2 separate regions of the Mus musculus genome follow, and region 2 is linked to region 1. Evidence: chromatin contacts called from ENCODE Hi-C or POLR2A ChIA-PET data. All regions are on one chromosome and are shown on one strand. Each heading gives the region's core, a stretch centred on a gene start or an enhancer-like site at or near the end of the contact. The rest is flanking DNA. Distances are from core to core; before and after follow the strand shown. Region 1 holds the start of Mst1r (macrophage stimulating 1 receptor (c-met-related tyrosine kinase)). Region 2 holds the start of 4930535L15Rik (RIKEN cDNA 4930535L15 gene).

Region 1 (5,392 bases), core at 903-3,402:
CATGCCTACCTTGAAGGTCCTGCAGAACGCACAGATGAAAAATAACAAAGGGATTCTCCTGTGGGCACCACAGTTGAGAAAACTAACTACCCCCAGTAGAGCTTTGTCCAGGGGGTGCAGTCACCATCATGGCCATATGGTGGCAGCAGAGAACCAACTAATGGCCGATTCCACTCCATTTGGGCAAAGCCATCCAAATGTGTGAAGTCTGCCCCCAGTGTCCAGAAATGTCTCACAATTTCTGGAGGCAAGACAACATTCACAAGAGCCCCTGTCTGGACGCTGTGTGGAGAGTATTTCAGTTTTCTCTGCATGACTATCTTTAGACATGTTGACCGTGGAATACTGGAGGGGTGCCATGTTTTGCTTTGTGTTATTTATTCATTTCTGAGCTGGGGAGTCCTACCCTGGGGATGGAAGAAGAACACAAACTGTGTTGGGAGTGTGTACTAAGCCCAAGCTCTTGGTGGCCCATGAGATACATCTTCCGCAGGCTGGATATAAAAGGCCTTCTTTTTTATACAGTACAGAGATTAGCATGTCCCTTGTGCAAGGGTGACTCGCAGATCTGTGAAGGGTTCCATATTTTTTGATGATTTTAATTAATGCTATTAAAAAAAAAAGCTGGGGCTGGAGAGATGGCTCAGTGGTTAAGAACACTGACTGATCTTCCATAGGTCCTGAGTTCAATTCCCAGCAACCACATGGTGGCTGACAACCCTCTGTAATGGGGATCTGATGCCCTCTTCTGGTGTGTCTGATGACAGCAACAGTGTACTCACATACATGAAATAAATAAATAAATCTGAAGGAGAAAGAGAAGGAGAAGCAGCAGCAACAGCAGCATGGTAGCACACATGCCCAATACTTAGTCCTAGTACTTGGAAGGCTGAAAGGCTGAAGCAGGTGGATCTCTGAGTTTGAGGGCAGTCTGGTCTACAGAGTGAACTCCAAGACAGCCAGGAAAAACCTATTTTGCCCAGAGAAACCCTGTTTCTATGTAACAAAACAAAACAAAACAAAAAAGGCATCCTAGGATAATACCATCTCGACTATGAAAGGATGAAGGGATGGAGCACTAGCTAAGGCCATGTTAGAAAGGAGAAGCAGGCAGTGAAGTTTGTCCTGGGCGTGGAGTAGAAAAGGTAGAATTCCCCAGGGTGGGTTCCTCCCTCCCCAGCTCTCTTATTCTCTGCTGCCTAGGGACTCAAAACTGCCTATGACCACCCTGTGAGGAGCCCTCAAGAGCCCAGGTTCACGGAGCTAAGGCAGCTGCCTGGCTAAGAATACCTCTTCCTGCTCCATTACCCTGAGGTATTGAGAAAGCGTCTTACCAAGAGACAGCGGCTGAGTCCCGGGAAAGAGAGGTGGCAAAGCAGAATGGGCTTCACCCATCCTGGAAAGAGGACTCTGGATTCCAACCAACTACAGCTACATTCGTGTTTCAGAGACACTGGGTCCACAAAGCAAGGAGCGGATCAGAGGTGCCCCGGAATTCAAAGACCACACCTCTCCTGTACCAGGGCACCGGAGGAGAGGCATTTTCTACCGTCACTCTTCCCTTCTGTCCCATATATGCCTTCTCATGCTGAGGCCACAGTGACAGGATCCGAGCCAGAGGGCTAGGTCTTCACAGAAGTTACCTCCTCTAAGTATTACCACCCAGGGCGGGTCAGACTCCATTAATCTTTATGGGTCTTGGCACACAGGACAGGGCACAACATACCTTTCTCTGACACTTCTCTGAATAGGCACATGGAAAGATGATCTCTGACCACACAAGGTCTGTTCCATGTATCCCTTTCTGCAGCGCCCCCACCCCCGCATTACTCTGTCCAGTGCATTCCTGGTCTCCGTCTCCGTTCCCCACATGGTGAACTAGTGCCTGACAGTGTTCCTATGAAAGAGGGCCATGAGGAGAGAGGAGCCAGATTGTCCTGCAGCGTTCTAACCTCAACCAGATGGGTTGTGGGGATATAGGATGGTTCAGGAATACTCCTTCCCAGGTCACAACAACAGCCTTCTCACAGCTGGAAAGAGTCAGACAGAGCTGGAAAGAAAGCAGGGCCTTCGACAGGGCTCCGCCCGTAGCCCCGCCCCCAGCCCTGCCGCACCCACTGGGGCCCACCTCCCTTCGACTTTGATCCAAGTAGCTGTAGCAGCGGCAGCTAGAAGCAGCAGCTGGGGCCCCTGGTGAGGTGATCGTGCCATTGCCGTGTCCGTGGGTCCACAGCCAGGTGCTCAGACCACAAGCCAGAGAGAAAGGTTGGGTTTGCCAGGGACCAGGGCAGGGGGGCAGCTGCCCAGGAGCTTTCAGTACCGCTGCGTAAAGCTGGTCTCAGCTCGGACCCTGAGTCTGGTTCGATCAAGTCCTGGACCTTCTGGGATTCCCAAGGGGCCCCAGCTCAATGGGGCTGCCTCTGCCGCTGCTTCAATCCTCTCTTCTGCTAATGCTTCTTTTGCGGCTGTCGGCGGCGTCCACCAACCTGAACTGGCAGTGCCCACGAATACCCTACGCAGCCTCCCGAGACTTCAGTGTCAAGTACGTGGTCCCCAGCTTCTCCGCGGGGGGCCGGGTACAGGCCACCGCAGCCTACGAGGACAGTACAAATAGTGCGGTGTTTGTGGCCACACGCAATCACCTGCACGTGCTTGGGCCTGACCTGCAGTTCATAGAGAACCTGACCACTGGCCCTATCGGGAACCCTGGCTGCCAGACTTGTGCGAGCTGTGGTCCAGGCCCTCATGGACCACCAAAGGACACAGACACACTGGTGCTAGTGATGGAGCCAGGTTTGCCAGCCCTGGTCAGCTGTGGCTCAACCCTACAGGGCCGCTGCTTCCTGCATGAGCTGGAGCCTCGGGGGAAAGCCCTGCACTTAGCAGCTCCAGCCTGCCTATTCTCAGCAAACAATAACAAGCCTGAGGCCTGCACGGACTGTGTGGCTAGCCCCCTGGGCACTCGTGTGACTGTGGTGGAGCAGGGGCATGCTTCCTACTTCTATGTGGCATCTTCGCTAGACCCAGAGTTGGCCGCTAGCTTTAGCCCCCGCTCGGTGTCCATCCGTCGTCTAAAGTCTGATACTTCTGGATTCCAACCAGGTTTTCCGTCGCTGTCGGTGCTGCCCAAATATTTGGCCTCCTACCTCATCAAATATGTGTACAGCTTCCACTCGGGGGATTTTGTCTACTTTCTGACTGTCCAGCCCATCAGTGTCACAAGCCCTCCCAGTGCCTTGCATACACGTCTGGTCCGGCTCAATGCTGTAGAGCCAGAGATTGGTGACTACCGGGAGCTGGTCTTGGACTGTCATTTTGCACCTAAACGCCGGCGCCGTGGAGCCCCGGAGGGCACACAGCCCTACCCAGTGCTTCAGGCAGCCCACTCTGCTCCAGTGGATGCCAAACTGGCTGTGGAACTGAGCATTTCAGAGGGCCAGGAAGTGCTTTTTGGGGTCTTTGTGACCGTCAAGGATGGTGGCTCTGGCATGGGTCCCAACTCTGTTGTATGTGCCTTCCCCATTTACCACCTGAACATCCTGATTGAAGAGGGTGTCGAATATTGCTGTCACTCTTCAAATTCTTCTTCCCTGTTGTCGAGAGGCCTTGACTTCTTCCAGACGCCCAGTTTTTGTCCTAATCCGGTGAGCAGAAAGAGCGGGCCCCTGACCTGTGAGTACCCTGTGGAGCTGAATACGGGCTATTTCCTTGCTATCTCTGAAAGGGCCTGGGTGGGAAAAGGCAGTGGGCTAAGACACACAAATCATCAGCCATGTCCCGGAAGGTCACCCAGCACGAGGCTGTCATCCTTCCTGCCATCTGATTCTTTAAGATAGCTTCCAGGGTTGTGTGAGGAGGGGCTTACGTCATAGTTAACCCTGCCAGCACAACTTCCAAATTCCCCTCCAACCTGTCCAGTTCCTAGACCCTCAGGGACACCGAGAAAAATACAGACAGAGGCAAACACTCAGAGGGCAGAGCCTCACAACGGTCCGCAGCGGCTTGCCGACCAGTTCTACTTTCCTTTGAAGGCACTGTTTTGCTCTGCTTTTCAAAGAGGGGTGGTTGGCAGGGCTGCCAGAGAACTCCTCCCCGCCCCACCCCCCACTCCGTGAGGTTCCAGGGAACCCTGGAAGTCTGGGAGTTTTTTTGGAGAGCCTGTATGATCTGTGATTTACCAACCCATTCTCCACACTGTCGTTATGGGAAAAATCTGGGACATAGTGGAAAGGCAGTTTTAGCTCCGCTCTAGAAAGTTCTGGGAAGCCTCACCCCAGTCTTGTGCAAGCAACGATAAGCAATTGAGGAAGGATGAATAAAGGCGTGGGAGGGGACGGTTTCGATTGGTCCACCCTGGACGTTTTGTCCCTGTAGCCAAGGCCCTGCCCCAGGTAGGAGGTCTCACAGCTGGTATTATAGCACATCAGGGAAGAAAAGAAGGAACAGGAAAAAGAATGTCTTTAAAACGCTACTGAGGGGCTAGGACTTTTGAGAGGTTAGTGGGAGACATTGAATGGAGCATTGGATGAGCCATCAATCCGGCTCACAGTCACATTCTTGGAGGCTCTGGCCACCCAGTGCCCTTGCTCTGCTATGACAATTTTTTGTTTGCCTCCTACTCCCAACACCCCTATGGCCATACTAGGAACTGGGGGTTGAATCTGGGGCCTCCCACCTGCTAGTCAAATGCTCTACCACCACCGAGGCATATCCCCAGCCCCTCTCCTCTCCCTTGATAATTTTAATTTTGAAACAGTCTCACTAAAGTTGCCCAGTCTGGCCTTGGACTCATTCTCTAAGCCCAATCCATTCTTAAACTTGTAATCGTCGTGCTTCACCCTCAGGGGGTGGGGGGTGTTCTTGGGCCGTGGTCTTGACTCGCTTGTTTCTAGCTTCTGTTAGTGGAGGTGTGAAATTTACAGCCTGTGTTGCAGTCAAAAGTCATTTTTCTTTAGAACCTGATGACCAAACCCAGGAGCTCACACACACTAAGCCTCTACCACAGGTTATATTGTCAGCCTTTTGTTGTTGTTGTTGTTTGTTGGTTTTTGAGACAGGATTTGCTATATAGCCAAAGCTAGCCTTGAGAACATTGTGTAGTTCAGGTTGGCCTTGAATTCAATATTTCCCTGCTTCCATCTCTCAAATGCTGGTATTACAGGCATGCACCACCAGGCCTGGTGCTTATTTTTTTTTTTTTTTTTTGGTTTTCATTTTGAGAGATTAAACTCATGGCCTTGAACATATAAATGTTCTCCTGCTGGGGAACACCCCCAGCCTTGGTGTGTGTGTGTGTGGGGGGGTCATCTTTAGCCTGGGTCCCTCAGCTGAGTATATTGAGTATATTTAGGTTGAGAAGTCCTATGAGCAAGAATGTTTGGTCTGAACCTAG
Region 2 (5,392 bases), core at 1,752-4,251, 96 kb after region 1:
TTTGCTGTGAAGGGAAAGGGAAGATAAGTTTGGGTCACTGTGCAAGGGGTGACGACACTGCTGAAGCCAGCCATCTTTTCTTCTCTCCTCTCTCCTGCCCATCTGGGCTCAGGTATGGGGAGAGATTACCTGTTCAACACACTCACGGGAGCCCGGCGTTGGCTGTGAGGCGGAGTAGCTGCTTTACTCTGTGGGGAGTTCCCTTTTCCCATGATCATAGCCTGGATTTCCAAACCAATTTAGTAATAAAGACGGCAAACAGAACACTGCCCACCTTGTAATCTTTGTGTGGGAGAAGCTCTGAGATCTGTGTTTCCTGGTTGTCACTTGGAGCAAGAGCCATCTCCTGTGGAACAGTAAGATGGATGACTTTACCCTGAAAAGCGTTTCGTGCTTTTGTGGCTGGCTGATACTTTGTAGAAGAGGCTCTTATCTTTGTCAGTGATGGAAGGGTCTCCAGTTGACCTGTCTACTTGGAGAAATTTACTTTTCTTCTTTGAGACAGGGTCTCACTGTGTTGCCCTGATTGGCTTGGAACTCTTTTTGTGGACCAGGCTGGCCTGGACTCACAGAGATACCCCTACCTCTGCCTCCTCTGCGCTGGAATTAAAGGCGTGTGCTACCCATACCCAGTAAGACTTGCTTTAAAACTTTTTAAAAATATGATTATTGAGACAAGGTTTCTCTACATAACCTTGAACTATCCTGGAACTCACTGTGTAGACCAGGCCTTGAATTCACAGAGGTCTACCTGCCTCTGCCTTCCAAGTGCTGGGATTAAAGGTGTTCATCACCATTCCAGGCAAAATTTTATTTTAAATACATGGTTTACTTTTGTAGTTTGGGCTGTTTTGGAGCTTGCATGTTTGCCTTGGTCTCCTGAGTGCTGGGATTATAGTCACATGGCTGGTTTGACACTGGTACATTTGTGTACACACAGAGTACAAACTCAGATATCATGTCCCCTCCCTACGTTGAGATAGTGTAGGCTACACAGAGTGGCCTAGGCTGGATGATGGTGAAGCCCAGGATCTGCCTGTCCTCCCCTCTCCAGCACTGGGATGACAGGTGAGGGTCATCTTGCCTAGCTTTTACTTTTCTTAAAATATACTGCAGATTTTGGGGCTCTCTCGGCCGCTCAACATTGCTGGGTTTTGAGGGTCCCAGCAGCCCTCATTGACAGCCTGCCAACTGTGTGGAGAGGTTTTGTTGGGAAGGAGCAGAGAATCTGTGCTTAGCTGTTCCTGGTTCCTGGATTACTGAAAGCCTCTTTCTGATGCTGAGCCCCTGGCTTTGTATCTGTTTCCTCTGAGTCTCTATTGCTTAGCTCTTCCTGTGTGAATCTAAGTTGTTGCACATAGCCAGGGGTTTTGTGACAGCCTGGAGAACAGATTTTACTGTGTGCAGTGCTGACACCATGCTCAACCTGGCGTCATGTTTATCTCCAAGAGATCCTATTGTCTGAATAGAGGGTATGCTTAACCGTATTAGCTTCAAGTTCTCTCTCTCTCTCTCTCTCTCTCTCTCTCTCTCTCTCTCTCGTTTTGCAAGGCAGGATTTCTCTGTGTAGCCCTGACTGTCCTAGAACCTGCTCTGTAGACCAGGCTGGCCTCAAACTCAGAGATCTACCTGCCTCTGCCTCCCAAGTGCTGTGCCTAAAGGCGTGAGCCACCATGGCCCAGCTATTTTCAAGTTATCTCAGTCGTTCCTCTCCTGTCAGCTCTGTGGGCCTAAACCCTATCAGAAAATTGGATAATCTCCATTTTGGAGCAGTTATGGCACCCTAAGTCCAGGAAGAATATGAATGCCCTCTGTGAGGGGAAAAATGACCTGGGCTTTATTATTTTAGAGTCAGGGTCTCATGATGTAGCCCTGGCTGGCCTAGAACACACTATGTAGACCAGGCTATCCTCAAAGTCAAGAGATTGGCTTGCTTCTGCCCCTCAAGAGATTGAAGGTGTATACTGCCATGCTCTGCCTAAGAAAAACTCTAAAAATTAGTTTTATATGTATGTGTGTCTGTATGAATATATGCCACATGTGTGCTGGTGCCCATGAAGAGGGTGTTAGACCCCCCATAAAGCTTTGAGCTGGGTGATGTGGGTGCTAGGAACAGAACCCAGGTTCTCTGTGAGAACAGCAAGTACTCTTAACCACTGAACCATCTCTCTTAATGGGGTGTCTATCAAAAGAAGAGTGTTAGAGACTTCAGTTTCAGCAGCCTGAGCGGCTATAAGTGTTTTTTCCTGAGTACTTGGCTTACTCTAAGAGCTTATTAAGTCTGTTTCTTGTTCATCTTCATTTTATAGACAGAGCAACTAAAGAGAAGCTAAAGCTCAAAGTTCTCAGAGTTAGGGCGTTTTGGTGTGGGACCAGGTGCTGTGATGTATCCTAACCTTGAAGCCAAAAGCCCCGGGTTAGGTGTCTACTTATGGAGAACAAGGGATGGTCATTTTCGGACTCATAGTTTGCCTTGGAGATAGATCATGATAGCCAAGGGCAAAAAGACACTGTGTCACAGGAACTTAACGGTGCTCTGAGGCAAATAAGAGCGATCACTATGTGCTGAGACTTGAGCTGGTTGCAGATTGAATTCTTATGCAAAATAAGCCGGGGAAAGGGGAAGCCGAAATCGAAGAGGTAGCACAGACGGCTGTGCCTCGGGACTGGTGAGAGACAACGCTGGGAGACGCTTAGAAAACACTAACTCCGGAGCTAGAAGAGTAGAAGGACCCATCGCCACCACTTCCTAAGACTGTGTGACCTTGGCTCAGGCTCTTTTCTGCGCCTCAGTTTCCTCACCAGTTAACTAGGGACGATCCCAAGCACAGAGGCAGGGGACAAAGCAAATACCGTACCTATGACATTCCCTAAGTGTGTGCGAGAGGATGATAAACGCTGCCAGCTCAAAACCGAAACGATTGCGCAGGTGAGAAAACGAAGGGCTCTCCAGCATCACCCCCATCGCTGCTAAAAGCTCCACTGCTAGCAAACCTGAGAATGGCGCGCATGCGTCAATTCCTGCCGTCACAGTCACGTGCCCCAGGCATTCTGCACGAGAGGCACGCCCTGACTGACGGAACAGTTGACGAATCAACGCGAAGAACTCCTTCAGGCGTCCCAAGAAGAGGCTATTGATTGGAGATAACCTCAGTTAGGGGCGGGTTCTTTGCTGTCCTTGGTTACTATGACGCCCGGCCCCCGCCCCCTCGGCTGGCCGCCATCTTGTTGTTGATCCGTACCCAGTGGGCAGCGCCAGGAGCTGGACCGAGCGGCCGGTGAGGGGCCGCTGCTGCGGGGCTCAGCCACCAGCGCCGCCTGCCAGGGGGGCGGGCCGAGACCTGGAGGCCCGGGGGGCCCAGCTCCCGTGGGGAGCCTTGGGCGCCCGCTGCCCGAGTCGGGCCGGTGAGTGACAGGAGTCGGGCCAAAAGACCCGCCCGACACCCACGGCGAGGGTGGCGGCGGGCGCGGGGTTGTTGCTGGCGCGCGTAGGTAGGGTCGGGACTTGGGGCGAGCATCACTGGAACATCATTCCAGCATCCTGGTTGGCCTTCCGCCGAGCCTCCCAGATGTTGACACGGAGGCTGGGTGGGCAGCCCGGGTGGAGGTCGGAGAGCCCTGAGCCCTGGGACCGGCCGGCGGGGTACCGGGAAACCTGCCTTTCAGACCGAATCCCTGGGTGCCTGAGAGCCGGCGTGCTGAGACGTGGTTGCTGCCAGCTCGTTCTCCCGGCCGTAACGTTCCTCCAAATCAGCGATAAACGTTACGTCGCTCTTAAGATTTCATACTCCTGCGAGTAAATTTTCAGGCCGCTTGAGACTAAGATGAGACGAAACAGGCCTAAAATGCCTTCTGAGCCAAGGAGGGTGGTATCGGGGCCCTGTGCTTTTGGTAGGGCTATGATCCTCTGCCTGGCATCACCGAGATCCCTCGGCGTCTTCCGTGCTCTTCAGGGCTCACTGTTTACTGCTTCTTGAAGAACCTAGCTAAATGTCCACAGTGGCAGAGTTTTATTTGGGGTATAAGTTGTTTGGTGCTCGACTTGGAGTATGTGGTTTAGGAGGATAAGGATGATGATGATTTGATTAATTTTGTCTCTTAAAGAGACAGTCCGTTAGGAGACGTAGGAGTGTTGGGACTATTAAAAACAAAAACTGAACTAGGGTATGGGAGCTCATGCACTAGGCTGAAGGAGGAGGATTGCCATGGGTTGCGGGCGGGCCAGGCAGAGCTACCTAGCAAGACCCTGTCTGCAGACAAAAGCAGAGCTGAAAGCTGTTGATGCTTGATGAAAACAGCGAGTCAAGCTTAGAGTCAAGATGGAGGCGGGGCTGGCAATCCCCAAAAGAGTATGCAGCTCTAGAAAGGGTCCTGGCTGCTGTAAATCACATTTTTACCCAGGGTCCCTTAGGTTCGCCACACAGGTGTCTTGTATGTTGTCGTCATATGAAACCCACAAAAGACGATTAAGGAGGCCAAGCAGGAGGTGTGCTCGTAATGTCTGTTAGGATCATGCCTCCTCTGAACGTTTAATTTTGGGAGAAACCAGCACCCTGGGCTGGAGATGATACCTTTGGGAGACTGGGCTGAATGCAGCCGGCCGAGGCAGCAAGTTGTGAGGAGAGGGGACTTGAGTAGTATTTATGCATTTCATTGCCCTTTCATCTTTTGAATGACTAATAAAATTTTAGCCTTGGTGAAATAAGTTTCTTGGATAGTTATTAAGGGAGAGAGATGCTAAAGTCTGAATTGCCCCACGACCAGCTCCTAATGCTTCTTTGGGGGGGCTGGGGGGATTAAATGATCCACAGGGTTACTTACATTTTTGCTCTTTTCTGCTAAAATAGCAAACTCTAATCCTCTTACTTCATTTTGGGTATTGGATTTCTTAGTGATATAGAAGGAGACTATTAATCAAGTTGGCAGCATTGACTAATGTGTACAGTCTTAGGGAGTTCAAGTGCCCATTAAAGTTTCTCCTTGGTCTAAGCCTATCTTAGGACTGCTGTCCCAAGAAAATAAAAATACAGGAGAACTTTTCACTCTTATAATGCTTTTATTAGCTCATGAATATGAATACAGCATCATGCTAGATTCAACGGTTATCCAAAGACAATAGCATCATTTCTGTGATGGGTATTTTAAGTACTGCATCTTGAAGACCATTACTATAGTAGTGGGTCCTGTCTCTGTCTTTGCATAATTCATTTGTAAACTTGAGCACTTATTCAGCACTCTAGGTTATTTTGGATGGTTCTCCTTGTGTATCATAGGCTGTTCTGGAAACTCAAGAGTCACTGTCATCCTTACTTTAGGTGTACACTTAGCAGGCTGCCTGGCCCAGCTCCCCCTCCCTCCCTCCCTCCCTCCTCCCTTTCCCTTTCCTCTGTCA

The links. Hi-C counts contacts between places; a loop is a spot of excess contacts on that map. ChIA-PET counts read pairs that join two places held with the same protein, here RNA polymerase II (POLR2A).
Region 2: POLR2A ChIA-PET joins it to region 1 with 13 read pairs in Patski. The contact joins the promoter of 4930535L15Rik here to the promoter of Mst1r in region 1. A Hi-C loop is called at or near these places in 1 of 37 maps with a recorded cell type or tissue (T-helper 17 cell). POLR2A ChIA-PET finds 5 or more read pairs at or near these places in 3 of 5 experiments (Patski and embryonic stem cell).

Annotation. Positions count from the first base shown.
Region 1 is chr9:107,904,737-107,910,128 of GRCm38, forward strand. Mst1r (macrophage stimulating 1 receptor (c-met-related tyrosine kinase)) reads left to right here and starts at 2,153. Exons shown (of 19, transcript NM_009074.2): 1 at 2,153-3,644. The coding sequence starts at 2,409. It also overlaps the pseudogene Gm23856.
Region 2 is chr9:107,999,418-108,004,809 of GRCm38, forward strand. 4930535L15Rik (RIKEN cDNA 4930535L15 gene) reads right to left here and starts at 3,002. Exons shown (of 4, transcript NR_166685.1): 1 at 2,859-3,002; 2 at 1-4. It overlaps Ip6k1 (inositol hexaphosphate kinase 1), which reads left to right and starts at 3,231. Exons shown (of 6, transcript NM_013785.2): 1 at 3,231-3,405. Cdhr4 (cadherin-related family member 4) reads left to right here. Exons shown (of 19, transcript NM_001378391.1): 19 at 113-264. The coding sequence ends at 168.